2 separate regions of the Homo sapiens genome follow, and region 1 is linked to region 2. A link is an interaction called in ENCODE POLR2A ChIA-PET data of the cell type or tissue named here. Cell type or tissue: IMR-90. All regions are shown on one strand. Links, peaks and the distances in the headings refer to the core of each region. The heading gives the core; the rest is flanking DNA. Region 1 overlaps SNX25 (sorting nexin 25). Region 2 overlaps CYP4V2 (cytochrome P450 family 4 subfamily V member 2).

Region 1 (7,903 bases), core at 1,582-6,581, 980 kb before region 2:
GGCCCCAGAAAGTTCTGGGATTACAGGCATGAGCCACCACTCCTGGCCTGCTTCTGTAGTTTTTGTAAGTATGGTGGAGCTTTCCAGAAATCCCAGCAGGTTTGCATGTATGTTGGTGGGCCTCTCAGCCCAGGTGCTGCTTTGGGAGAAGGCAGCTAGGTGTGTGAGGTATGCCTGCTTTGCCCCTGCAGCTAGCCAGCACTCAGCAGCCACTCTAGGCACTTGCCAGTCCTGGTATGTTTGTCAGCCCAGGGTTTCTAGGTATGAGTAGCCACAAGCTGGATGTAAAGAAAAATGAATATGGTAACTCCAAGTAAAATGCTTCTGAAGCAAAGAGGGGAGCAAGGAATTGTGCATCCTTAGGATAAGACACATAACTTGTTTATTAGGCTACTAGGATCTATTCAATAGACTTCCTATTTTAGTGTAGAATATACCTCTTGGAAAATTAGATAAATATTTTACAAATACTCATTGCTACAGTAACCTGAATTTCTGTAGTTCTCACCCACCTGTATATACGGGTGAGTTTACATAAATTAAACTAATTTTAAAGTTTTTTTTAATGAGGTTCTGATCTCATACAGAACCTCATCCTCTTGCAGTACTCCTACCTTCTTGCTCTGCCACCCCATCAGCATTTCTGGGAGCCCACAGACAGTGTCCCATGTATTTGGGGATAATCTCAACTTACATTCTTCCATTCCTGGTGCTTGCAAAGCACTGGAGAGAGGTCCCTGTGCTATGCCGCCACTGCCAGTCTGTGAGAAAGACGTTCCCTGTTGGGGTACTCCTGTCTCAGTCCTCCAGAGCTGAATGTCTGGAGGGCCTTGGTCCGTCTTTCGGGGTTTATCTAAGCCAAGGCCACATGTATGCTTTATAGAAGCTGGCAGGCTAGCCCTGTTTCTCTCACTTAGGCATGTTTTTAAAAAATGTTTTTGGGCTGGGTGCAGTGGCTCACACCTGTAATCTCAGAACTTTGGGAGGCTGAGGCAGGCGGATCACAAGGTCAGGAGATCAAGACCATCCTGACTAACATGGTGAAACCCTGTCTCTACTAAAAATACAAAAAATTAGCCAGGTGTGGTGGTGGGCGCCTGTAGTCCCAGCTACTCAGGAGGCTGAGGCAGGAGAATCGCTTGAACCCTGGAGGCGGAGGTTGCAGTGAGCCAAGATTGTGCCACTGCACTCCAGGCTGGGACGACAGAGCAAGACTCCATCTCAAAAAAACAAAAAAAGAAAAAAGAAAAAATGTTTTCTTCTTATGGAAGCTAAGGAACTTATGCCCCTCCTTGCATCTCCTGTGAAGGCAGCATCTTCTTTTTTCTTGTGGCTTCTCTCCATCTGGCTCAGACTGGCTGCTGGGATCAAGCCAGGACTTTCTCTAGTCCCCAACCTTGAGCTGCTACACATAAGCCACCTCCCACAAGGCCTCTTCCTCTTATGTAAATCAACTCATAAAAATATATACCCGAGGGCTGCTTGCAGGCTGCCAATTTGTTATACATGAAATTAACATCTTAACTGTTCCAGATATTTCCATGTGTTTTTCCTGAAGCAGAGTTGTTAATCTTTTTTTTTTTTTTCTGATTTTTTTCCATTTCACTGAACCTTTCTTTTTTTCTGAAACTGCAACCGCTAGATAGCTCAGAAAGTTGGATGTTTCCCAGATTTGCATTTGGGTCATTCTTGAGGTCTCATTCTTCATTCTGTTACTTTAGGGCAGTCTCAACTTTGGCCTCCTACAATAATCATCCCTGTCTATATTGAGGACTTAAGAGATTTATTCCTGAGGTTCAGATCTAGTTTTGGGCCTCAGACTTATTTATTCAACTGCTTAACTTGACATTTCCACCTGGCAGTCCCAGTGGTACCCGAAGCTTGAGTCTGTGACATCTTATGACCAGTGTCTGTCTCTGTTCCTCTTGTTTCTTTTTTTTTCTTTAAATTTTATTAGTATTATACTTTAAGTTTTAGGGTACTTGTGCACAATGTGCAGGTTTGTTACATATGTATACATGTGCCATGTTGGTGTGCTGCACCCATTAACTCGTCATTTAGCATTAGGTATATCTCCTAATGCTTGTTCCTCTTGTTTCTGTGTCAGTGAATAGCACCTCTGAAAGTCAGGTCCCACAACTGAGTCCCTTTTTTTTTTTTTTTTGAGATGGAGTCTCGCTCTGTCACCCAGGCTGGGGTGCAGTGTGCGATCGCGGCTTACTACAACCTCTGCCTGCCAGGTTCAAGCAATTCTCCTGCCTCAGCCTCCCAAGTAGCTGGGATAAGGGTGCCCACCACCACGCCTGGCTAAATTTTTGTATTTTTAGTAGAGACGGGGTTTCACCATGTTAGCCAGGATGGTCTCGATCTCCTGACCTTGTGATCCGCCCACCTCGGCCTCCCAAAGTGCTGGGATTACAGGCGTGAGCCACTGCGCCCGGCCTAACTGAGTCCTTCTTGACATCTTCTCCTTATACCCCATAGGCACTCCATCAAGTCCTGTCCTTTTACCTCTTTTGTTAATTTTATTTATTTATTTATTTTTGAGACAGGGTGTCACTCTGTTGCCTAGGCTGAAGTGCAGTGGCACAATCATGGCTCACCGCAGCATCAGCCTCCTGGGCTCTTGTGATCCTCCATGCCTCACTCCCCCGCCAATGGCTGGGACTACAGGTGGGTGCCACCACACCCAGCTAATTTTTTTTTTTTTTTCTGAGACAGGATCTGGCTCTGTTGCCCGGGCTGGAGTGCAGTGGCATGATCTTGGCTCACCGCAACCTCCACTTCCTGGGCTCAAGCCTTCCTCCCACTTCAGCCTCCCAAGTAGCTGGGTCTAAGGATGCATGCCACCGCACTCAACTAATTTTTGTATTTTTTGTAGAGACAGGGTTTCACCATGTTGCCCAGCCTGGTCTTGAACTCCTGAGCTCAAGCCATTAATCTGCTTTGGCCTCCCAAAGTGCTGGAATTACAGGTGTGAGCCACTGTGCCTGACCCGGGCTAATTAAAAAAGTTTTTTCTAGAGATGGAGTCTCTCTGTGTTGCCCACGCAGGTCTCAAACTCCTGGACTCAAGCCATCCTCCCACCGTGGCCTCCCAGAATGTTGGATTACAGGGGTGCCTGCCCTTATTTCTTGAGTATCTTGCATTCATCTACTTCTTTCAGTCTTTCCTGCTTGGTCTTAGCTACCGTCATGTCCCACCTAGATGACTGTAACAACCTTTCAATTGGTCTCTGCCTCCATGTTGGCTCCCTCTTCCATTGATTCTTTTGAAAATGCAAGCCTAATCAAATTCCTCTTCAGCAGCATGTTTGTTTAAAATCTTTCAGTAACTTCCTGCTCTTCCTAGCTCTCTAGCCTAATCTCCAGTCATAATTACCCTCACTCCTCATGCTCCACCCTCAGTCCTCATAGTGCCGGGCTTTTTCTGTCTGTAGGGACTTTATATATTGTTCTCCTGCCTTGAGCATGCTGCTGCCCCCTTTATCTAGTTAACTTCTCTTTCTTTATACCACAGTCATCAGTTTTGCAGGGAAGCTTTTCCTATCTTTCAACTTACATATTCTTATAGCACCATATACTTCTCCTTCACTGTAGATATATAGCACCATATACCCCTCCTTCACGGTAGGAATATAGCGCCATATACCCCTCCTTCATGGTAGATATATAGCACCATATATCCCTCGTTCACTGTAGGTATACAGCACCATATACCCCTCCTTCATGGTAGGTATATAGCGCCATATACCCCTCCTTCACGGTAGATATATAGCAGATATATAGCACCATATACCCCCCATTCACTGTAGGTATACAGCACCATATACCCCTCCTTCATGGTAGGTATTCAGCTCCATATAACCCTCCTTCATGGCAGGTATTCAGAGCCATATACCCCTCCTTCGCGGTAGGTATACAGCACCATATACCCCTCCTTCGCGGTAGGTATACAGCACCATATACTCCTCGTTCACTGTAGGTATACAGCACCATATAACCCTCCTTCATGGCAGGTATTCAGTGCCATATACCCCTCCCTCACGGTAGGTATACAGCGCCCTATACCCCTCCCTCTCGGTAGGTATTCAGCGCCCTATACCCCTCCCTCGCGGTAGGTATTCAGCACCCTATACCCCTCCCTCTCGGTAGGTTTACAGCGCCGTATACCCCTCCCTCGCGGTAGGTATACAGCGCCCTATATCCCCTTCGTGGTAGCTATACAGCGGCATATACCGCTCCTTCACTGTAGTTGTCACAGTTGTAATTTTATACTCATTTGGATGGCTCCTGGTGTTTCCTTTTCATTAGTTATTGAACTCCATATGAAGGCAGAAACTTCCCTCTGTGTCTTTAAGGCCTAGTTGGATGATTTAGTAGGTAAGAAGTACATATTTAAAAGAATGAATAACTGGGAATGAGTAAAGCATAGGCATGAAGAGAATGGATTTGGAGTTAGTCATTGGTCTGAATGTGAATCTTGGCTCTCCCCTAATAACTGTGACAGTGGGCAGCTTGCTTAAGGGAGAAGTCTCTTCATCTGAAAAAAGGATATAATAAATACTTTCAAAGGTTCTTTGGAACAATGTGATAGCATATGTAAAATAAATAATATAATGCTTTGGATATGGAAGATGTTAAGTGGTAGCTTTTACACTTACTTTTTACAAACCTTTTTATTATACAATAAAGAATGCAGATTCAGAAAATCCAACCAAATAGATGTATAGATGGATGAATGATTATGGAGAGAAAACCCTGTAACTTCCAGAAACCCCATACACCCCTTTGTATCTCCACCCCAATATCAGCACCTTCTCTCCCACCTTAGCAACCTCATCTTGACTTTATAGGAATCACTTCCTTGCATGTCATTATAGTTTTATCGCTCAAATGTGCATTAGTGAACATAATAGTTTAGTCTTGTCTCTTTAAAAAAAAAAGTTTCCCTTCTATCCTTTTATTTTCTTCAGCTTATCTACTGAAAAACTTAGAGGATTTGTCCTGTAGAGTGTCCTGTAGTCTGGATTTTGCTGATTGCACATCAGTGGTGCAGTTCAACATGCTCCTCTGTGTGCTCTGTGTCCTGCAAATTGACAGTGGGTCCAGAGGCCTGCTCAAACTCCTGTTTGATTCCTTTGGCAAAACTTTGGCTAGTGGTGTGCTCTTAGAAGTCACGGTGGCCGGGGGCGGCGGCTCACGCCTGTGATCCCAGCACTTTGGGAGGCCGAGAAGGGTAGGACCATCCTGCCTAACACGGTGAAACCCTGTCTCTACTAAAAAATACAAAAAATTAGCCGGGCGTGGTGGCGGGCACCTGTAGTCCCAGGTACTCAGGAGGCTGAGGCAGGAGAATGGCATGAACCTGGGAGGCAGAGCTTGCAGTGAGCCGAGATCGTGCCGAAAAAAAAAAAAAAGTCATGTTGTACCTGGTTCTCTTTCCTTTTGTGATATTAGTAGCTGTTGACACTCAATACCTAGATCCATTAATTTATTAGGAGTGACAAGATGGAGATATTTTGTCATTTTTCAGTTATTGACTTAAATACTTTTAGAAGAGTATTGTCTCTTGTCCCTCCTGTACTCTTCGGTTACATAAAGGTACAGTTCGGTAGAAAAGCTGGATGAAACCTTGATTCTTCACTTTACCAGTTTCCACAATGAGTTGGTTCCTTATCCTCTGAAGGTGACCAATTCCCCCATTGTGTGTTTTTAAAAAATATTATTATGAATTCTGGGCACAGTGGCTCACGCCTGTAATCCCAGCACTTTGGGAGGCTAGGCGGGTGGGTCACCTGAGGTTAGGAGTTCAAGACCAGCCTGGACAACATGGTGAAACCTGTCTCTACTAGAAATACAAAAAATTAGCTGGGCATGGTGGCGTATGCCTGTAATCCCAGCTACTCGGGAGGCGAGGCAGGAGAATTGCTTGAACCCAGGAAGCAGAGGTTGTAGTGAGCCGAGATTGCGCCATTGCACTCCAGCCTGGGCAACAAGAGCAAAACTCCATCTCAAAATATATATATATAAAAATATATAGATATAAATATATAAATATATAAAAATATATAGATATATAAAAATATATAAAAATATATAGATATATAAATATATATATAGATATATAAATATATAAATATATAGATATATAAATAGATATATAAATATATAGATATATAAATATATATACATATATATAAATATATATACATATATATAAATATATATAAGTGTATATAAATATATATAAATATATAAATATGTAAATATATAGATATATAAATTTATATAAGTATATATAGATATAAAAATATATATAAGTATATATAAAAATATATAAATAATTATGAATTCATGGGTTTGAACATATTTGATGGGTTTCAATAAGTTGTGATTAATATTTTTTTTGAAGCCTGTGTTATCCCATCTTTGGCCAGTGGGAGCCCTTTTTAGTTGACTCTTGCATCCTTTGGACATAACCCTTGTGGTCTTTGAGTGTTTTCTTGCTATGTGGTATAACAAAATGTTTCAGGCTCATTTTGAATGTCTTCTGCTTATATCTGGAATTAACCATTTCTCCAAGAGGAGCCCTGTTTGTTTTTTTAAAGTGGGAAATGGCATTTCAAGAAGTCATTCAGAGTGTCAGGGAGGCTTGTTGCTATTGGACTGGTCATTGTTTCTTGACTTCCTCTATGGAAGGATCTGAAAAAAATACATATGAGATCTATGTATTGCAAAACACAATCACCCAGTAGTTAGATTTTTATATTCTATGTCTTCTTTTTTTTTTTTTTTTTTGAGATGGAGTCTCGCTTTGTTGCCCAGGCTGGAGTGCAGTGGCGCCATCTCGGCTCACTGCAAGCTCCACCTCCCAGGTTCACACCATTCTCCTGCCTTAGCCTTCTGAGTAGCTGGAACTATAGGCGCCCACTACTCGGGCTAACGCCCAGCTAATTTTTGTATTTTTAGTAGAGATGGGGTTTCACCGTGTTAGCCAGTATGGTCTCGATCTCCTGACCTCGTGATCCGCCCACCTCGGCCTCCCAAAGTGCTGGGATTACAGGCGTGAGCCACCGCACCCGGCCAGTATATTCTCTCTTCTTAAAGGCCAGTGACACTTCCTTTGAACACTGCTTTGTAATCCTCTATGTCATTTGCTTAGCATGGCATATGTTGGCATTGTTAATGGGTTCAGGGAAATCATTCCTGTGGCCCCAGTTTGATTGATTTCACTGTAATCTATGGCTATGAATACAGTGGACAAATAGGTGTATTACAGGAGTTATGTAATGTGAACGTCGTGAAGTGAATCCCTTAGTAATGGGTAGAGCTAAACTTAACATTTCTTGCACCTGCTGTTTGCAGGTGTATTAACTGCATTACGTTACCCAGTTTAATTCTTACATCAATCATGGGAGGTAGGGACTGTTATTCTCATGTTGTGGATGGGAAAACTGAGGTTTAGTGAGGTTAAACCATGTGCTCAGGCTATAAAATCAGTGAAAAAACTAAGAATTAAACCCACGTCTCTCTTAATTAACTCTGGAGTCTACACACTTAAACACTTTATTACCCTTTTAATTATTAAAAATTAGTCTGGCCTGATTCAGATTTAAAACAACTTGGGAAGCTTTGGGATGATTCTAGGATCTGCTTAGGACTTAATGTCACTTCAGAGGTCTCAGAATGAACTTGAATGATGTCACAGCTGTCCCTTCTGTGCTCAGGAGGATCTTTACTAATCAAGTAAGGCACCTGGTTGTGACTGCAGACTCTCTCTCAATACAGCATTCCAGGCAGCCGCTGAAAATTCACCGAGTTGGCACATAGCGTGAAACCCATCAGGCATTTTGAGTGAGAACCTAGTAGAATGGCGGTGGTGCCTTTTGGATTCTGCGATC
Region 2 (6,497 bases), core at 1-5,000:
AAAGTAGTTTAACTAAAGAAGATTCATTATATTTTAATTAGAAATTACAAAATTTAAGAAACTGATTAAGTACCAGCTCAACTTCTTCAGAAAACGATTTTGACTAGTGCTGGGCACAGCAGTAGACACATTTGTTTTTCCTCAAGAAAACCTAAGATTTGTCAGAGTTTTCCCAAGCAGAAGAGCAGCCAGAGATTGCTCTCAGTTCTCCATGTGGCTTCAGGCTTCCTTCTAACCTCCCAGACATGCAAGTCCACTTCCTCACCACCTGCTTTCTGAGGTTCCAGCAGATGAGCACTTAGCTGCTGCCATGAGCTACTCTACCTAGAGGACAGTTAAGAGCCCTCCAACAGAGAATCAGCCAGTTCATGATTCTAAAAAGATCTCTGATCTCAAATTTATACATACATATGTGAAGTACATTTTAGCAAGATAGCCTAAATATTAAATCCTACAAAGAGGGACTTTCTCTATATGTGGATTGCAAAATAAATAAAACATGGTTTTTAGAAGCCATGTAGTAATATCGTCCACATGGGGCAGAGTGAAAGGCACCTGAGTTTTTAATGGCTCTGCCTGCCACCCACGTGTGAGCTGCTCTGCGGCAGCCTCTGGCGGCAGTGCCAGTGTCCTGCACTCTGGTGTGAGGCTCCACGACACGGTAGAAGAAGGTTGTGTGATGGGTCTTTCGATCCGAGTTCCAGTTCAGGCTCTGTGCTGATTAGCCAAATAAGATAGTTCTGATCATTCCAGAGTTCTGTCACAATTTTCCTATGTGTAAAGCGAGAGATGGACTACGTTGGTGGTTTTAAACTTTTTTAAGCAGAAAACTTTACTGAAAATAAATCTTAAGCAGAAAATGGACATCTAAATTAGCTGAAAAGTAGAGAGGTGTTAAGTGTGTGGGCTCTAAGATCAAATCCCAGCTAACATGCTGGGACCATGACCTCAAGCACCTCACCTAGCCGTTCTGGGCCTGAATATTCTTATTTTAATAGCACAAGCCTCATGGAATAGTTATGATGATTAGATTTGTAAAGGTGCTCTGAGAATCGTGATTGGCCCATAAGTATGCGGCACATACCGGGTGTTATTATTGCATGTCGGAGTAGAGAGATCTCACATCTTCACCTTGCCCATGTACTACACACACACACGCATACACTCATGTAAACCCATGCACACACATGCACACACTTACACACACACATATGCTCATGCACATACACATGCACAGACACATGTATATACCAACATACACACATTCACATATACACACATACACAAACACATGCACACACCTACATACACTCATGCACATACATGCACACACAAACATATGTATATCCACATGCGCACACACGTGCATACACTCACACACAAATATACACACACACCCAGATACTCATGCACATACACACACATGCACACATATACCCACATGCACACATGCATGCATACACATGCATGCACACATATACCCACATGCACACATGCATGCATACACATACATGCACACACCACCCCCCACAGAGGCACACATTCATGTACATTTATGCAATCATACAAAAACACATGTACACACCTACATACACACATGCGCATATACACATACATAGATGCACATATATACACACATGCACACATAAATGCACACAGCTATGTACACTCGTGTACATAAGCACAAAGGCACACACAAATACATGTACATATCCACGTACACACATTCATATATGTGCACAACCCCATACACATATGTACACACATGTGCACACACACATCCATCTCCTACCAGGAACCTCTCAATCTCACGTAAACAATCAGAACCAGACTAATGATTTTTCTTCCAACTCTAACATTCCTTGACATTCTAATTGTTTTCTTCTTTGCATTGAAAGGGAGGCAGCATACCAGGTGTGAGTGTGATACTGTGGCCTCCTCCACAGGTCGGTGCAGGCTGTGAGTGACACTGTGGCCTCCTCCACAGGCCGGTGCAGGCTGTGAGTGTGATACTGTGGCCTCCTCCACAGGCTGGTGCAGGCTGCAACTGCCCAGGTTCCAGCTGTGAGCTAAAAGTGGGCGTCCTCCCCTGCTCCACCAGTGTGCCTCGGTGCTTTACGTTTGCCTTATCATGCTTTCTGCAGTTGGCAGATGAAATGAAATCGGAAGTTCAGCAGACTCCTCTTATGCATTTGGATCAGGCTTCCGCTCATAAATTCAAGGAAAGCTATTAAAATTGTTTAGCCAGAATACTTCCTTCCGTACTTAGACAACTGAGCACAACGGGCCGGAGCTCATCTGGAGTTCCGAGTAGGTTTTGTAACTGCAAGTGCTAGGAAAATGCAGAGGCGCCGACCTCAGGACCTGTAGGCTGTGTCTTTTAAGAATTGCAGAATAAGCCCCGAGCAATTCATTTTAGGAGCTGTTTTATAAAACAAGTACTTTGAAGATTTCTGCACAGAGAATGAAATATTACAAAAATCACTTGTGCCACATAGGAAAAATGGAAAAGTGAGATCTTTTATAGAGGAAATAATTTGTTTTTTCTTTTTGTCCTCAAAGTTTCAGAGAGGTAGATTACTGTTATTGACTTTCCAGATACATTTTTTTTTTTTCTGAAGAACTCACCACTTTTGCATATGGAAATGTGCTAGGGAGATGAGGAGGTAGATAAGAAGCCAGGTCCTGAAATATCAAATGGGTGGGAAAGAAGGTTGCCCGAGACATTACACTAGCTTAAGAGGTGGAGGCGGAGACGTTACGCTACCGCTAAGAGGTGGAGGTGGAGACGTTACGCTGGCGTAAGAGGTGGCGGTGGAGACGCTACGCTGGCGTAAGACGCGGCGGTGGAGACGCTACGCTGGCGTAAGAGGCGGCGGTGGAGACGCTACGCTGGCGTAAGAGGCGGCGGTGGAGGCGCTACGCTGGCGTAAGAGGCGGCGGTGGAGGCGCTACGCTGGCGTAAGAGGTGGCGGTGGAGACGTTTCGCTGGCGTAAGAGGTGGAGGTGGAGACGTTACGCTGGCGTAAGAGGTGGAGGTGGAGCGTCCTTACTGCACAGGGTGTGGAGGGAATGGCGTGGGCTCAGCTGGCTTTGTCATCGGACACGCCGCAGGCTCAGTTTCTGCCTCTGTTTCCCACTAAGCTGTTTAGCACAGAAGAAGTTATTTAACCACATCTTTGGCCTCAGTTTTTAATCTCTGAATTGTAAAGAACAGTAATGAGTCTTTCATGGAGTTTTTGTGCAGATTAATTCAGTTTCTGCAAAGTGCTTAGTATTTTGCCTAAAACTCAGCAAGTATGAAATGAGGTTGTTGTCAATTTTTACTGCAGAGGATATGACTTAGAACCACACCTCTACCCCCTGGTGCCCGTCATCAACAGGTGAGGCCCACCTGACAGATGGGGGAAGGCAGAGAAGTACAGCCCTGACAAGCAGGCTCGTGAAAATCAGACTTTGTTCTGTTCACAAAGGCGCAGCTCACCTCGTGCCCATGGAACGCCGCCTTTATTAACACAGCACAGGCACGTCCCACCAGCGTGCAACACCGTGCGGCGTGGAACTGCCATCTCTAGGCATGAACCTCCGCTTTGCAGGCTTGTTTCCTTGTTTGTCACCGAGGCAAGGTGCTGCACAGAATTCATTTCTTATGTTTGCAGTCACAGTGCAGTCATCAAATCCAGAGACAATTCAAAAGAGGTTTCTGGTCACTCCTAATCATCGCAGCATAACTCTGCTTTTTAAGCTATTGTTTTCTGCATTTGTAGGGGCACGATACAACTGCAGCTGCAATAAACTGGTCCTTATACCTGTTGGGTTCTAACCCAGAAGTCCAGAAAAAAGTGGATCATGAATTGGATGACGTGTTTGGTATGTTTGGCCCCTTCACTGGTTATATTGTGGTACTAAGTCTGCTGCAGAGATGTCACTGTGTTGTAAACACAGTGTAATGAGCAGGAAGGCTCCCCCACGGGATCCTTTCCAGTACCATCCCCTTTGCAAGGCCTCGTCCATTCACTCACAGGCCTCTGCCAGTCGCCTGGCAAGTGACTGTACTAGGCCGGATGCTGGGGTGCACTGATGCGTGCTGCTGTCCTCAAGGGTCTCACTGCTACCCAGGCGAAACAGAGGCTTTGAGTCATGGGTCGTGCATTTGAGTGAAGAAGGTGCTATTTGGGAGAAAGGAGGAGCTGGTGAAACTATTTAGAAAGGTACAGGAAAGCTGTTTCGCAGATTGCCTCTCACCACAAAGGAGAGAAAATGTGGATTAAAAAGGTGGATTAAGCTTCGAGGAGATACATTTCTATTACACAGCAAGCAGCCCGGAGGAAAAGTCCTGCCAGTAGGATGTCCAGGGTCCCAGACTTGCCCTTTTGCTCCCAGCCATCCCTACCATCTTGGCTTTTGTCCTCATGATTGACGTTCCAAGCATCACGTTCATCTTCAAGGCAGGAAGACAGGGGAGGTGGGGGTACCGGGTGTGTTGGTGTCCTGTGGCTGCTGCTGTGACAAATCCACAGACAGGGAGGTTCACAGCAGCGACGTCTGTTCCCTCACAGTTCTGGACACCCGAGTCAAAGATCAGTGTCATTGAGCCCACATCACCATGTGGGCAGGGCTGTGGCCCACTGGGAAAATATCCACTCCTTGTCTCTTCAGCTTCCGGTGGCTGCCAGCATTTCTTGGCTGACAGCCGCATCACTGCTATCTCTGCCAGTCTCTGCATCGCCTTCTCTTTTCTCTGGGTGTGAGTGTGTGCACGCACGTGCATGCATGTGTGGTGTGTGTGTGTGTGCATGTGTGTGCTTGTGTGTCTTTCACAAGCATACTTGTGACATACTTGTGATGGCGTTCAGGGCTCACCTGGATAATCTACCCACTGTAAGATCTTTAATTTAATCAAATCTGCCAAGAGTTCTCTTCTTCCAAATAGGGTAACATTTACAGATTGCAGGGATTAAGACCTGATATTTTGGGGCCCATTATCAGTCTGCCACAAAGAGGCTTCCATAGATTTTATCCTTGTTAAAAATCACGTGTCATATGGCCCCCAATAGCTGCAAGGTGAAAAGGAATAAAGTTGAGTTAGCCAAGCAACAAGTGGTATCTGATGCAGTTTTACAGTGAGAAGCAGGGAAAGAAAACTAAAGGAATAAAGCTGGAGAGAGAAGGCATTCTAGAAAGAGAGGAAGCAGATGAGCAACGGCACAGAAGTGGAAAGGTTTCTGGCATGGAGGGCAATAGTGGAGAGTGAGAGACCGCGAGAACTCATCTCTCATTCACTGGGAGATGAGGATGGAAAAGCAGTTTTGTGTGCAGATTGTGCTGGGACTGGAATTTCATATTAAGAGGCAAGCTTTTATTTTGCAGAATGGACACCATCTAACACTTTTGGCAACATTTTTGTCATCATTTTATCTTTTTAACACTGATTTTAGTTTTGCTTAGATTGCCTTGAGTGGATAAATTTGGTCTTCCAAAAGCTCACAAGTTCTTTTGGAATAGGCTTCAATCTTTTGTATCCCCTACAAAGTTTAGCTCATTACCAGTTTCACAAAGCTTTGTGGTCCTGCAGAATGAGTGACACAGTCATCATTACTAGAAGCTTTGCTCTGTGATTCTTGTGTTTTCTGCTCATTGTGCCTCACTTTTTCTTCTACCCCCAATCCTAGTTCTAGAATTTTTGAGCAACTAAGCTGGGCTCGGTGGCTCACGCCTGTAATCCCAGCACTTTGGGAGGCCGAGGTGGGCGGATCACGAGGTCAGGAGATCGAGACCATCCTGGCTAACACAGTGAAACCCTGTCTCTATTAAAAATACAAAAAAATTAGCCGGGCATGGTGGCAGGTGCCTGTAGTCCCAGCTACTCGGGAGGCTGAGGCAGGAGAATGACATGAACCCCTCAGGGGGCGGAGCTTACAGTGAGCAGAGATTGCACCACTGCATTCCAGCCTGGGCAGCAGAGCAAGACTCTGTCTCCAAAAAAAAAAAAAGAAAGAAAGAAAGAAAAAAACATTTGAGCAACTATTCTTTGTGTAGTGAGTTATTACTTTGCATTATTAATTAATAATTAATTATTAAATTATATTTATATTAAAAATTATATAATATATAAAATATATTAAAATATATAAAAATATTAAATAATTAATAATTAATACTTTGCAAGTATTAATTCCTTAAATGTTATTTTTTTTTTTACTGAGGTAAATGTCACATAACATAAAATCTACCATTTTAAAATGTACATTTCAGCAGCATTTAGTACCTTCACCATGTTGTACGATAGTTATGTCTACCTAATTCCGGAACATTTTCAGCACCTCGAAAGGAAACCTGGTAGGATTAAGCAGTCCCTCTTGATTCCTCCTTCCCCTGGCCCTGGAAGCCTGTGATTTACTTTCTGTCTCTCTGGATTTACCTATTCCGAGTACTTCCTATATATGGATTCGTACAATATGTGACCTTTAGTGTCTGTTTATTTTACTTGGCACATT

What was found. ChIA-PET counts read pairs that join two places held together with the same protein. Peaks named below come from ENCODE experiments on the same cell type or tissue, not always from the same donor. Only the 100,000 strongest peaks of a DNase experiment are listed, where the experiment ranks them.
Region 1: POLR2A ChIA-PET joins it to region 2 with 8 read pairs; 2 of 35 experiments call an interaction of 5 or more read pairs at or near these places.

What each region holds. Positions count from the first base shown.
Region 1 is chr4:185,218,337-185,226,239 of GRCh38, forward strand. The region is part of intron 1 of SNX25 (sorting nexin 25); the gene reads left to right. Among named protein-coding and RNA genes, the nearest start is that of SNX25, 13 kb to the left of the region's middle. In IMR-90, for the core only: no CTCF peak of the experiment used is centred there; a DNase peak (open chromatin) is centred at 4,465; H3K27ac peaks cover 433 bases.
Region 2 is chr4:186,201,433-186,207,929 of GRCh38, forward strand. It overlaps CYP4V2 (cytochrome P450 family 4 subfamily V member 2), which reads left to right. Exons shown (of 11, transcript NM_207352.4): 8 at 3,768-3,870. Among named protein-coding and RNA genes, the nearest start is that of CYP4V2, 13 kb to the left of the region's middle. RefSeq lists an enhancer at 465-514. In IMR-90, for the core only: a CTCF peak has its summit at 612 (motif pointing left); a DNase peak (open chromatin) is centred at 2,919; H3K4me3 peaks cover 922 bases.